Linked DNA regions of Mus musculus: region 2 is linked to region 1. A link is a loop called in an ENCODE intact Hi-C map of the cell type or tissue named here. Cell type or tissue: gastrocnemius. All regions are shown on one strand. Links, peaks and the distances in the headings refer to the core of each region. The heading gives the core; the rest is flanking DNA.

Region 1 (8,492 bases), core at 1,708-6,707:
GGGGAGATCCATTGAGAAAAAAAAGTCATCCTAAATGGAAAGACAGCTCACCCCATGAGTTGGGCCCACCAAGAGACACAGCTCTTTGATGGGCAGGAGGTCAAAATATCACATTCAACTATGTATGCAAGTCCTTTTGTAGGAACAACATGAAGAGAGACACAAAGTAGCTACAGTGCCTAGAAGGCTTCAAGGATGGAGCGGAAGTCAGATCCTGAGTGTGTGGTCCAAGCAGATGTTCCATGAGACAGCTCCAGCAAGACTGGTCACGTGCCCAGGTGCACATGTGAGGCATGTTTGACAGCTCCAGAAATCCCTTGGGAGCGAGCTGCAGTGGGTGAGGTCACACCTGAATTGCTAACAGCAATTGGAAAGTTTGAGTGAAGCCTGGGGACTGGAGGCCGGAGCCTGGCTGAGCTCTGCTAGGAAGTTGGAAAGCACAGTGGAGTTGAACAGCCACAGGACAGCAGACCCTTCTCTTGAAGTCTCTTGTCACAAGTTTCACGAGCCCCCAAGTGACCGCCTCTACTCAGACCTAAAACAGGGGTCCTTCCCCAACCCTCACCTCTCTACATGCCCAGACTGTGAGCACCTAGGTGCTCTGTGCCCAGTGGAGCAGAACAGAGGCGCAAAGGGGGCGGAGCCTCAAGGCCCAAACAGAGCAAATCCAAGAAGGTATGGATGCAGAGAGCACAAACTGCTGTTTTGTTTTCTACCTGCCGGTTTTTGTTTGTTTGTTTGTTTGTTTGTTTGTTTGTTTGTTTGTTTTTCTGAATTCTCTAGGCTGTCATTCGAAAATGCAATGCTGCCTTTTCCAGAGCCAACTGTGAGAAGCAGAGGAAGCTGAGTCCTCGGCCGTCCACATGCGTGGCTCTTAGGACCTGCTTGTGCTTTCCCTTGGACACTCCTGGTGTGGGGCGGGGGCTGTTGAACCATATTATGTAACAAAGCAGAATCTTGTGGGCAGCCAGCATCCTGAGCAGAGATAGCTCCATGATCAGCCGCTAGGACAGGTTGGTGTAGCCCAGCTCCTAATCAGAGCCAACCGTAGTTTACGCTGCTCCTAGTCCCAGAAGAAGATATGCATGGGCATTTTCCCGCTCACTGCCATTAAGTCTTGGCTCATCAAGCAAGAGTGATTGACAGCCCCCAAAGGCTGCTGAGCAACTATGTGAAAGAGGGGTCCGGGAGAGGCCTCCTCCACCTGTTCCTCTTTTCTTTATCACTTCGTATCCAGAGGGGTCCCTAAGCCCCAAGTGAAGGGTCAAGTGCAAATCTGGTAAACCAAGCCGCCCTAGCAGTTGTCAGGTTAATTAGCCTTAAGGAAAATTATGTGGCTATCTGAGCAGAGTGGGGTTGCTATAGAGACAGGCACAGGAGGTGCATTTAGAGTGGGGCCCCATCACATCACCCGATAAAAATACGACTGAGGCTTTTTAATAGAATGAGTTACTTAAGTTTTATATTTAACAGGGGACAACACCAAGGCTATTACTGGTTTTCAGAATATTTTAGGAATCTGGACTGCCTGCCGCTGCATATGTTAACAGTCATCACTGCATGGGCCGTGGGGGGCAGCAGTTAAGCACTGGATGCCCATGTGTCGCTCCGAGCCCCTGAGATGAGAGATGGCCCTTCTCACTTCGAGTTTGTCCTTCCTTAATTGGGTGAGAGATTTTCGATGCGTTTCGGGGAATGGTCAGCTGAGAGCCATACTGCTCAGCAATACTCCTTTGCATGTGCCACACTACTACAATAATAATAATAATAATAATAATAATAATAATAATAATAATAATAATAATAAACATGAGGTAATTATCTCACTTTTCAGATGAGAAGAAATGAGGCTCAGAGACGTCCAAAACCTATCCGAGATCACACAGCCAATAAGAGGTACCACTAGAATTTAAATTCAGAGATTTCTCTAGCAAAGCACACTGCTTTCTAAAATGACATTATAACTGAGACCTCTGAACAGATAGGAATGGAGAATGAGGTAGATCCAAGGAGGGGCTCTCATGTCACTGGGCGACAGCGTGGAGCTTGTCATACTTTCGTTTCCCCAGGGATTCTGATTTGCCCTCACTAACTATAGAAAGTTAATGTCAAAGCAACTTCTCTCTATTTCTCAGCTTTCTGTTACTGTGACAAAACGCCTGGGCTGATCAGCTTTAAAGAAGGAAGGCTTTGTTTTGTCTCGTGGTCTCGGTGGCTTCAGCTGGCAGTGCTTCATACAGTGGGAACACACAGTGGAGAAGCTCACCTTATGGTGTCCAGGATGCATGGAGGGGAGGCAGTAAGAGACTGTCATCAATGTCCCCGTCAAGAGCACAACTCCAATGACCTAACTTCCTCCTCTCAGACCCTACCTCTTAAAGATCCCTCCATCCTCCAGGGGCACCACAGGGTTTAGAGGCCACTCAATGCGCAAAACATAGCATTCTCTGAACCACCCAGCAAGCAACCAGGATTCCGGTTCCCAAGGTGGTAGGAGTGTGGTTAACATAGGCTTCCAAGCTGAACATCTGTAAGAGTATGCCTCCGTTCTTGCACACATCAAAGCTCAATCTATGAAATCAAGTTGGGAGTCCAAAGTGAACTTCCATCTCTGGGTTATTCAACCCCACCTGCCCCCATTCTGCAGAAGGATGCTTCTAAAAATCCAAACTTTAACTTTTTTTTTCCCTGTGAGGTAGACTCCATTGACGCCCACAAGGCTTCAAGGGCGCTAAGAACAAGTGTCTAGGGCAGAACTCAAAAAATGTGCTAATCAAAGCATCAATCAATCGAACAAGACAGAGATAGAAAATATATAGAAGCCATGGACTGGAGACTTGGCCTCAGACATGAGTAGGAGACTTAGGACCACAGAGGAGGTACATCGGTGTCCCCAAGCAGAAGGAAGCTTGTCCAGCAGCCTTCAGTGAGAGTGTCTCGTGCAGATGAGGTGGCATGTGAGGCGGCACGCAAGAGAGGTGGCATCCAGGTCTTACTTGCACGGGACAGGGTCTGGTCACCTACTATGGTCAAAACCATCCTTAGCACACTATTCCACCCTATTCCCTCCCCAGGACATACACCTTGCAATTACTGGCATTCCACCAACAGATTAGATGTTAGATGAGAAGATAAGTTGTGTGTAGGAATAACTATAGAAGTGTTTTTAGTAGTTTCTAACTGTAATATTAGCCTAATAAAAGTTAACTGCAGGAGCTGGAGAGATGACACTGCTGTTAGAAGCACTTCCTGCTCTCACAGAGGACTAAAGTTTGGTTCCTAGCACCCATGCTGCATAATTCACAATCACCTGTAATTTAAGCTTCAGGGGACCCAAGGCTCTTTTTCTAGACTCCATGGGCATCCACACACATATGCACGTGCTTACACACACACACACACACACACACACACACACACCCATACACATGATGTAAATTTTTTTAAAAATCATTTTAAGCTGTCTGAAAACACAGAGATTCACTGAGACATTTGACACGTGCTTCTTAAACAGAGAGGTCATTTTACAGCCGGTATTGCAGCTCAGTTGATAGCCTGCCTGTTTACATGCGGGACATCCCATGTTCAATCCCCGGCACCACATACAACCAGGCTTGTTCGCTCATTCCTGCTGTACAAGTTCTGAAGATCAAGGTCAGCATCTTCAACCACACAATGAATTTGAACGTTTTGTCTTGGTGAAACGATTGCTCAATGGTTTATAATAAGGAAGGAATAATAAGGAAGATGCGTGGTGGTCCTTGAAAATTTATTTATAAGCAATGTCCTGAACAGCCTCTGGACCTGTGCAGAATCTGCAGGTTCTGACCCTTCTACTTACTGCCTGCCCACAGTAATTCAGACAAGCCACGTAACTTCTTTGTGACTTGACTTTTGCAACTGTTAAGTGGGAATGCTATTAGAGGCCAATGGTGAACTGAAGCAGGGGGATAGCCTGATACCACTGTCACTGAAGACCATGGCCAGAAAGGGTGAGCAGGAGAAGGTGACCCATCCCTCCTTGTCTCCACAGCCCTCGTTTCTCCGGACAAACCCTCTCCTATATGCCCAATACAGAATATGCCCTGTTCTGGTAGATGGGCCCTTCTCTGCCATGAGCTCTTTCCATGAATAGGTCTTGAGAGCCACTTGTAGGCCACCATCCATCACCTGCCATCACGCCCTCCCCATCTTTCTTTACCCTTTGCCCTCTAAGGAAGCCAGTGCAGTGGGGCCAAGGGCTACTGCCCAATTTGGGTCCTGGGTGGCCTCTGCCTCCCTCTTCCCTGGGCCCCCAGCCAGCTCCACCCTCCCGCAGAGATGCTCTCTGCTAACTTCATTCCTGCCTCTAGCTGGAATGACAGTGGCTCTCAGAATCCCTGGGGACTGGAGAGGGTGGTGAGGGTCTGGGGAAGCAGCCAGGCCCAGGAGCAGGTTAATGTTACAGCCCTGGGTAAGTGAGCTGGGCCGGCTGACGTCAGGGTGGTGATGGGTGAAGGGGAGGGCCGGGTTACTGAACTATAGGTCAAATCAAAGAGAATCACCTTGGGACAGAGCCCTGCATGCCGGCTAGAGAACGTCCCCACGCCATGGTCTATACCGGCCACAGCTCAGCCTGGGTCCTTCTGCTCTCAATCCGAGTGCCTGAAGCAGGCTTTGGTTTCATGTCAGCAGCCTTCATCTGCCTTCCAAAAATAAGCCCCTGCCGCCATGCCGAGGGGAGAAAAACAAGAAGGGCGGTATTTTTAGGGCCATTAATTCTGACCACGTGCCTGAGAGGCAAGGTGGATGGCCCTGGGACAGAGGCTGTTCATCACTATGTCCCGGGGAGCAGGACGTGTTCAGGGCACGCTGCAGGCTCTCGTCTTCTTAGGCGTCCTAGTGGGCATGGTGGTGCCCTCACCTGCCGGCGCCCGCGCCAACGGCACGCTACTGGACTCCAGAGGCTGGGGCACCCTCTTGTCCAGGTCTCGAGCTGGGCTAGCTGGAGAGATTTCGGGTGTGAATTGGGAAAGCGGCTATTTGGTGGGCATTAAGCGACAGCGGAGACTCTACTGCAACGTGGGCATTGGCTTCCACCTCCAGGTGCCTCCTGACGGCCGCATCAGTGGAACACACGAGGAGAACCCCTACAGTGAGTGTCACTAGAAGATAGTTGGGGTGCTTGCTGGCTTGGGCACAAGCAGAGTCAAAAGATGAAGGGAAATTATGCTGGTGGGTGGGGCTGCACTCTAAAGGGAAGATGTGCTGGGTAACGTTTAAATGGTTTGATCTCACCCTGCCCTGCCCAGAAAGAGGTGCAGGCTCAGTAAGACCTTTACTTGCATCTTGGTGTCCTTAACCATCATCCCAGGTAACTCCATCAATGATCCTAATTACTCCAGTATTAGTGGTCCAGATCTGGTCTTCCTGAAGAATTATAACTACTCTGGTAGGGGAGATAAGTTATGATACTCTATCTTGGTTAAAACCATGAGTTTCTATTCAGCTGTCATTTTTGAAAGGGAAGGGCAAGTAGTCTGAAAAATGCCCGTCTGAAGCATCTCCTTGGTGCCATGCTTCAGGTGCCTGCATTGACAGTATTCTGGCCAAGGCAGGGTAAGGGCTGTAGGGTCCCAGACAAGCCATCTGGCTCAGTGTAGCTGCAGTGTTTGGGGACTGAGTTGAAGGATGTAGAACAGACTTTAAATAATCAAAATTGATTGATTGATTGAGTGAGTGAGTGAGTGAGTGAGTGAGTGAGTGAGTGTGTGTGGTGTGTGTGTATGTGTGTGTATGTGTATGCTTGTGTGTGTGTGTGTGTGTGTTGTTGAGAATTAAACCCAGGGACCCAGGACATGTCATGCAAGTACTGTACCACTGAGCTATATCTCCAACCCCCACTCCAATCCTTCAAGTCGAGAACCTCAGGTGACAGATCTACGGAAAGCCCAGATGCAAAGCTAATCTTAAATAGATGCTTGAGTGTCCGTTGCAATCTCCAACTCCAGTGTAAAAACTTTTCCACAAGGAACTGAATGTGCTACCAGGATGTGACCGGATGCAGCTAGTGTCGTGTAGGGATGCTATAGGACTGTCTAGATCAAGGACAGATGTGATGGAGAGGTGGAGCCTCTGGAGAAGGGGGACAGCGGGATGCCTCTGAAGTACTCGGGTTGACGTGAGCATGAGAGTGTGTTCTCTGTTTCCTCGTCAGGCCTGCTGGAGATCTCCACGGTAGAACGGGGTGTGGTGAGCCTCTTCGGGGTGAAGAGTGCTCTCTTCATTGCCATGAACAGTAAAGGAAGACTGTACACAACGGTGAGTTCTGCGGTGAGGGGATGCTCCTGGGTTCTTCCCGGTCACACCATTGAAAACATATAACACTGAGAGTTGAGGGGGTTTTATTTTGTTTTGGTTTTGTTTTTTGAGAATTAGAAAGGGCTGCGAAAGGAGCTTTTGCTGGCAAGGTGCCTTGAAGCTTACACTTCCTCTGTTTCACTGTGAAACCTCTGCACAAGCCTGTAGTTCTTCCAACCCACAACCGAGACCTTTGCCCTTAAAGAAGCCATAGTTCAGAGAGCTCTTGGGTAGGGAAGCCTGCATTCTGACCAAAACTGTCATTCAAGCTCATAATCAGGTCTGAGTTGCTGAACTGGAGAGGCCTAGAAAGGCAGGCCTGTGGGTCAGCCTGGGTGAGCTGCCCCCCATGACACCCCCAGAAAGGCAGGCCTGTGGGTCAGCCTGGGTGAGCTGCCCCCATGACACCCCTTCAGGAGACACTGTCGGAGAGGTACAGATCTGTAGAAGGAGCCTATCTCTCCTCTTCACTAGTGATGAGAGACTGTAGCTGAGTTTAACAGCCTCTGGTCTCTGATCCCATAGTCTATGGTAGTATCTCCCTCTGTCATACCTTCCCAGAAGGCACTGGACCCCGCCTCTCTACACCATAGACCACTGTGGGAGGACCAATGCTAAGAGACAAATTCTCCTCTGGTGTAAGGGCAAGCATTTACTGTGTTCTCTAAGGCCTCTGTTTTCTCTGCCCCACTCACTTCCAGGGCTCTCGGCCTGCAACATGGCCTATTTCAAAATGTGTCGGAAAGACAGTCTATGAAATTTTTATGTCTTAGACAGAAGTAAGGAAGCTGGATCTAGTAAGTGGTAGATCTCATATGTGTGGGAACGCAGGGAAGTTCGGCCCCTAGCACCAAAACATGAGAGGGCAGTGGCTAAAGAGAAAGGAACCTCAGATGCACTAGAAGAGAGCATAGAGTCTGATTCTCCAGTCACTTGGGGGAACAAGATAGGGGATAGAAAGGGAAGAGCTGACCGGGGACAAGTGCTAGGTCCCCAGGGAAATCTCTCAGCAAAGGATATCTGGAAAAGACTAAAGTGAGCTAGTCAGAGGGTGTCTACTTCCCAACTTTTTGAGCAAGTGTCTCAAAGTTGGCTTATGGTGTGAGCTAAAACCATTGCTTCTCCAGTACCGTTCTGTGGGCGCTCCTGTGCACCCATCACTTTGTAATCTGCTAGATGCATGGAATTTTAGGACCTGCTTCAGAGGCTCAGAGGGCTGGGATGAAGACAGTCAATCGGTCCGACTCAGAGTTCAGGGTTTTTGGTTTTTTGTTTTGTTTTGTTTTTTGTTTTTTTGGTCTGGGGTTTTTAGGTTCTGAGGGTTTGGTGTTTCGTGTGTGTGTGTGTGTGTGTGTGTGTGTGTGTGTGTGTGTGTGTGTGTTTTGTTTGGTTGGTTGGTTTGTTTGTTATGCTCAGGTAGGTGTGGGTGCTACCAGGCTGTATGGCCTATGGAGAACAAGGAATCTAGTCAGCTCTGCCTAAAGTTAATCCAGCCTCCAGAACAGCAGAAGATGTGGTCTAGACAGGGAATTCTCAGATGCCATTTGTACCAGTCTCTGAGAAAGTGTCAGGGTAAGAACAACCTGAGACTGGGGTGGAATTGGCTGCTCGCTCCTTCTGTAGAGTGGGGTCCTCCAAAGAGCTTCTTATCGCCAGCCCCAGTGGTACCCAGAATCCCTCCGCAGGGAGATCTGGGACAGCTGGCTAGGACTCTGAATGGGCATTTTAGCAGGCAAATCTGCTAGAAACCCAAATTATATAATCACTTACTTCTGCCACCTGAATTAACATATTTTATCAATTAGAAAAGAATTCATTTATGGCAAGGGGTCACAAACATAGATTGGATAAATACACCCACTTCCCACTTGGAATCTCTGGTTCTAAGAGGTTGAGGACTGAGAACATTTTGGCTATCAGAGAAAATGCTCCCAAGGGGTAGACCCTCTTGAAGTGCAGGACCCCCAGACTCACTGGGCAAATGGTCCCAAGGGACCTGGGGTAACCACTAATCAGCTGTCGCTGGGGAGAAGGGGGGCTGCTCTGAGAGAAGACCCTCTGGTTTCCTTATCCAGTAGCCTGAGAGCTGATGCTCCTGGTGGGAGATTCTCCTCCCTAGACCCCAGGACCAGAGAGTTGGCTAAGATTGGACA
Region 2 (5,000 bases), core at 1-5,000, 53 kb before region 1:
GAGCGTTACACAGCTAGTGTGTTCAGACAGGGAGCGTTACACAGCTAGTGTGTTCAGACAGGGAGCGTTACACAGCTAGTGTGTTCAGACAGGCAGCATTACACAGCTAGTGTGTTCAGACAGGGAGCGTTACACAGCTAGTGTGTTCAGACAGGCAGCGTTACACAGCTAGTGTGTTCAGACAGGCAGCGTTACACAGCTAGTGTGTTCAGACAGGGAGCGTTACACAGCTAGTGTGTTCAGACAGGGAGCGTTACACAGCTAGTGTGTTCAGACAGGGAGCGTTACACAGCTAGTGTGTTCAGACAGGGAGCCTTACACAGCTAGTGTGTTCAGACAGGGAGCGTTACACAGCTAGTGTGTTCAGACAGGCAGCGTTACACAGCTAGTGTGTTCAGACAGGGAGCGTTACACAGCTAGTGTGTTCAGACAGGGAGCGTTACACAGCTAGTGTGTTCAGACAGGGAGCGTTACACAGCTAGTGTGTTCAGACAGGCAGCGTTACACAGCTAGTGTGTTCAGACAGGCAGCGTTACACAGCTAGTGTGTTCAGACAGGGAGCGTTACACAGCTAGTGTGTTCAGACAGGGAGCGTTACACAGCTAATGTGTTCAGAAAGGGAGCGTTACACAGCTAGTGTGTTCAGACAGGGAGCGTTACACAGCTAGTGTGTTCAGACAGGCAGCGTTACACAGCTAGTGTGTTCAGACAGGGAGCGTTACACAGCTAGTGTGTTCAGACAGGGAGCGTTACACAGCTAGTGTGTTCAGACAGGGAGCGTTACACAGCTAGTGTGTTCAGACAGGGAGCGTTACACAGCTAGTGTGTTCAGGCAGGGAGCGTTACACAGCTAGTGTGTTCAGATAGGGAGCGTTACACAGCTAGTGTGTTCAGACAGGGAGCGTTACACAGCTAGTGTGTTCAGACAGGGAGCGTTACACAGCTAGTGTGTTCAGACAGGCAGCGTTACACAGCTAGTGTGTTCAGACAGGGAGCGTTACACAGCTAGTGTGTTCAGACAGGCAGCGTTACACAGCTAGTGTGTTCAGACAGGGAGCGTTACACAGCTAGTGTGTTCAGACAGGGAGTGTTACACAGCTAGTGTGTTCAGACAGGGTTTTGAGTTCTGTTTTAGTGTGTGCTGTTTAATAACTTGAAGGTCTGGCTGTTTTCTAATATGGAATGCCATTTCAAAATAGATTGCAAAGTAGTTTTTAACTTAACTGGTGTCAGTAGATTGCCTCTAAAAGATGGCTACTTTGAGAAGTAGTACTCATTTTGTATTTGTGACAAGAGAATGCTTATGACATGGAGGTATATTTTCTATTAAAAATGTGCATATATGTAAATAATGTGTTCCGTTTTAACAATGTATGCTCACTCAGAATGTTTCTCATTATCCAACACTTATCCTTCCAAGAAAATATCATGCCTCAAAAACAAAAAAAGGAATTATTGATTGTTGGAAAAAGTTCAGTTTGAAGCGCTGTCACACATCTGCTTGAAATCCATTGTAAATAGTGTCAGATGAGACAGTCAATTTCATGAATGTGCTGAATATAAAATGATTCTTGGTGTTGCTATCTAGTTCAGAGCAGGTTATAGCAACAACAGTGAGTCAGAGTCTAAAAATAAAGATAGCCGCACCACAGCTATCTAATGAAGTTATTTTATGTGCAGCTAACTCAGTGCCCTGACCTCTCAGAAGACAACTAGAGTGTTGTGAAGCGCAATGTAGCCAAACCATGTGGGGTCAAGGCTGGCCCCACCTCTTACCTCTGACCCCTGCTTAGATAGCAGCTGACTGAAACCTTTCTTCTCCAAATAAAATGAAGAGATGTAGCTAAATTATACTGCCCATGCTTAGTGTTTGCAGCAGAGGAGGGAGGGAGCAAGGGCGCTCGCAGCGCCTGGGAATGCGTAAGCCCCGTGTGAAGCCTGGGGCAGAGTGGCAGGAGTGGAGAGGCAGCTAGTACACTTTGGCTATGTGGTTGTTTTGAAAGAGGAGGGGTAAGATGTTTTCATATTTCTGAAATATTTCTTTGTGTTCTATTTTCTTTATGACTAGATTCTGGAAACCAAAATGGAGGAAGTGATGATAAGTCTAAGAATGCTGAGAGAAACTATTTAAATATTTTACCTGGTAAGTATTATTTTGTTTTACATTCTTACTTTCCTATAGTCACACACACTAAAATAGTGGATTTGAAACATGAGTTCTTACGCTGCTCATTTATAAAGTGTTGAACCATATGTGCCTTTGAAACAGCACTTGATCCATATAATCCATATAACACACAGATGTTCTCCACTGCAAAGCCCCGCTTGTATACCAGTAATGACTTCTGGATCCACAGAGAAAACCCATAGTCATATGCAGTTTCCATGATTTTATATTTTTCATTTTCTCCCATACATTGTTTCTTAGTTACTAAGGAATGAGCCAAGAGGTGTTTTTACTCTAAAATATAAGCAGTGGTGCATGGAAATGCATGTGATTAGACCGTGGCAGGGCCTTTTGATGCAAGCTCACATCTCCCTTCGCAGCCTTCCCCCTGTGTCTTCCCCTGTTGCTACCGGACACATTTAACCCCAGGAGCGCGAGCTCTCAGTCTTCCTTGTGGTTGCGCTCACTCGCTGGTTCTTAGGCAGCAAGCAGAAGCCCTGGGTGCTCTGTAGACGTGAGCTCTTGAACAGTGGTCGGCTTTATAGTTTCAGAAATAGCCCTTCCTTGATAGTTTTCTCTTCTCTTTTATGTAGTTTCTCACTTCCTTCCTCAGACCTTGAACACTCGGGCCACATCACTAACTTAAGGGAAAGTCATTCCCATTTCGGCCCTCATCTTAGAAGGCATAGCCCGTTGGGCTGTGGTCATCAGCCTCCAAGCTTCCTCCCACCTTCGCATCTCCTGCCTTGGTGGATAATGTTAGACTCACCACAAGCCGTTTCCTCCCTCTGTGGAACAGGAGCCTGTCTGTTATTCTTTGTAGGCCCATGCCCTGAGTCATCACACTGGCTTTCTAGGATAGGAGTGTGGTAGCCGTTACTGCTGTGGAAGTGCCTGTATCTCCTGATCAGTTCATTTCCTTCCTTCCTTGAAGAAAGCCTATCATTATTACCACTAAACAAGGAATGATATGCCTTTAGTCTGGGGTAGGCAGGAGTATTAAATTGCCTACCACATATGCTGACAGGGTCTGAATTTCCATACCCAGCATATTGATAGGCGATGAAAAACATCTCCATCAAAACTTATTTCAAGTCATGAAGAAAACCAGGTATATTACATACTTTTAAATTTTTTAATTTTTCCTTTTAAGTTTTTTATACAATATGTTTTTATCCTATGTCCTTCCCCTTCACCCAGGAATAGTTGTTTCTTTATGATGGTCTTGGTACCCAACAGCTTATTCCATGCAGTTCTCCAGCAGCCTCATCAAACAAGCAGTTAGCCTGAATCCCACATTTTCTGTGCAAAGTGCCAGGTGAGAAAGTAAAAGTGAGTCCTCAGTCTCACCTAGCCAAAGACTGCTGGAGAGCAGCAGGTCTCCTCCACTTCCAACCCGGACCCTTCTCTACGCTATCTCAGTAATTTGTTACTACAGCCAGCACCTGGACTGGCCCCCATTTTATTAATGGGTAAAATGAGACCAAGAGGCAAGTCATTTAAGGACGGACAAAGCAGTGCCAGATTGGGGATTAGGAGCACCTGACCGGCTCACGGAGTTGTCTTCCCTCACTGCTGGCCCACACCCAAGGCCAGTGTTGGGAGGCCCATCCACTGAGATGAGGCAGACACATCTGGGGCCCAGGAGGCCACTGCCTCGCGTGCTCTGCTCCGTTGTGACAAGCCCAGCCCCGCCACATGATCTCCTTTCTACTTCTCTCTGGCTGGCTTATTTTATACCTCTATCTATGCCCTTTGTGTTCTTTTAATTGTTTGCCCGTTTGTTTTTAAAGAAAACTTTTTGCTTAGGTCCCCTGAGAGGCATCTTTAACTACAGCTTATACACACTGGTAACTAAAGATGCTGAAGTGCGAAAGCACTTTATATTTTTATTACATTTGTTTAGATGCGTGCACGCGCGCGCGCGCGTGTGTGTGTGTGTGTGTGTGTGTGTGTGTGTGTGTGTGTTCTGTCTGTGTTCATGTGTGTGCTCATGTTAAGACCAGAGGATAATTTGTGGTATTAGTTCTCTCCTTCCCCCATGGTCTTGGGGATCAAACTCATACTGTCAGTGTTGGCAGCCATCACCTTTACCCACCGAGCCCTCTTACCTAGCCAAAGTACTCCTATAAAATATTTTCCCCAGCTGGGCAGTGGTGGTGCACGCCTTTAATCCCAGCACTTGAGAGGCAGAGGCAGGCGGATCTCCGAGTTCAAGGCCAGCCTGGTCTACAGAGTGAGCTCCAGGACAGCCAGAGCTACACAGAGAAACCCTGTCTCAAAAAAACAAAAAACAAAACAAAACAAAAAAAATTCCCCAAACACATTTACTATCTCCTATAAATATTGAAAACAAGTGCATCTGTCTTCTCTTTCTATATTCCTGAAATTATTTCATTTTAGTTTTTGTTTTGTTTTGTTTTTTTTACAAAATACTTTTACTGATTATTTGGGAATTTCACACAATGCACTTTGATCACACTCACATCCCAGTTCTCCTAGGTCCACCCTTATGACCTTCCCAAAAATAAAAGAAAAGGAGGGGAAAAGGGAAAAAATACCAAATCCAGTTCGAGTTGCCCATACACTCACTGGAGCATGATCAAACTCCAAGTGGCCATCCCCTTAAAGGAAGCCGAGTCCTTCCCCACTCGCATTCCCACCCCTACCAGAAGCAGTCAGCTGTGAAGAGCTGTACCTCAGCATCTTTAATGGCTTCCAGTCCAGACATGGGGGTGGGGGTGGGGAGGAGCATCGTAGAAACCTTCTATTTCTCCCTTTCTCAACTGTGAGTCTGCAGTCATCAAAGCCATGACAAAAGACGCTTCCTTGC

What was found. Peaks named below come from ENCODE experiments on the same cell type or tissue, not always from the same donor. Only the 100,000 strongest peaks of a DNase experiment are listed, where the experiment ranks them.
Region 2: a loop joins it to region 1, with 3 times the contacts of the local background. A loop is called at or near these places in 5 of 42 quality-filtered maps.

The regions. Positions count from the first base shown.
Region 1 is chr6:127,010,798-127,019,289 of GRCm38, forward strand. It overlaps Fgf6 (fibroblast growth factor 6), which reads left to right and starts at 4,745. Exons shown (of 3, transcript NM_010204.1): 1 at 4,745-5,134; 2 at 6,197-6,300. The coding sequence starts at 4,789. In gastrocnemius, for the core only: a CTCF peak has its summit at 4,334; no DNase peak of the experiment used is centred there; H3K4me3 peaks cover 2,817 bases; H3K27ac peaks cover 2,430 bases.
Region 2 is chr6:126,959,898-126,964,897 of GRCm38, forward strand. It overlaps D6Wsu163e (DNA segment, Chr 6, Wayne State University 163, expressed), which reads left to right. Exons shown (of 14, transcript NM_138594.3): 10 at 2,069-2,143. Among named protein-coding and RNA genes, the nearest start is that of D6Wsu163e, 22 kb to the left of the region's middle. In gastrocnemius, for the core only: no CTCF peak of the experiment used is centred there; no DNase peak of the experiment used is centred there; H3K27ac peaks cover 2,252 bases.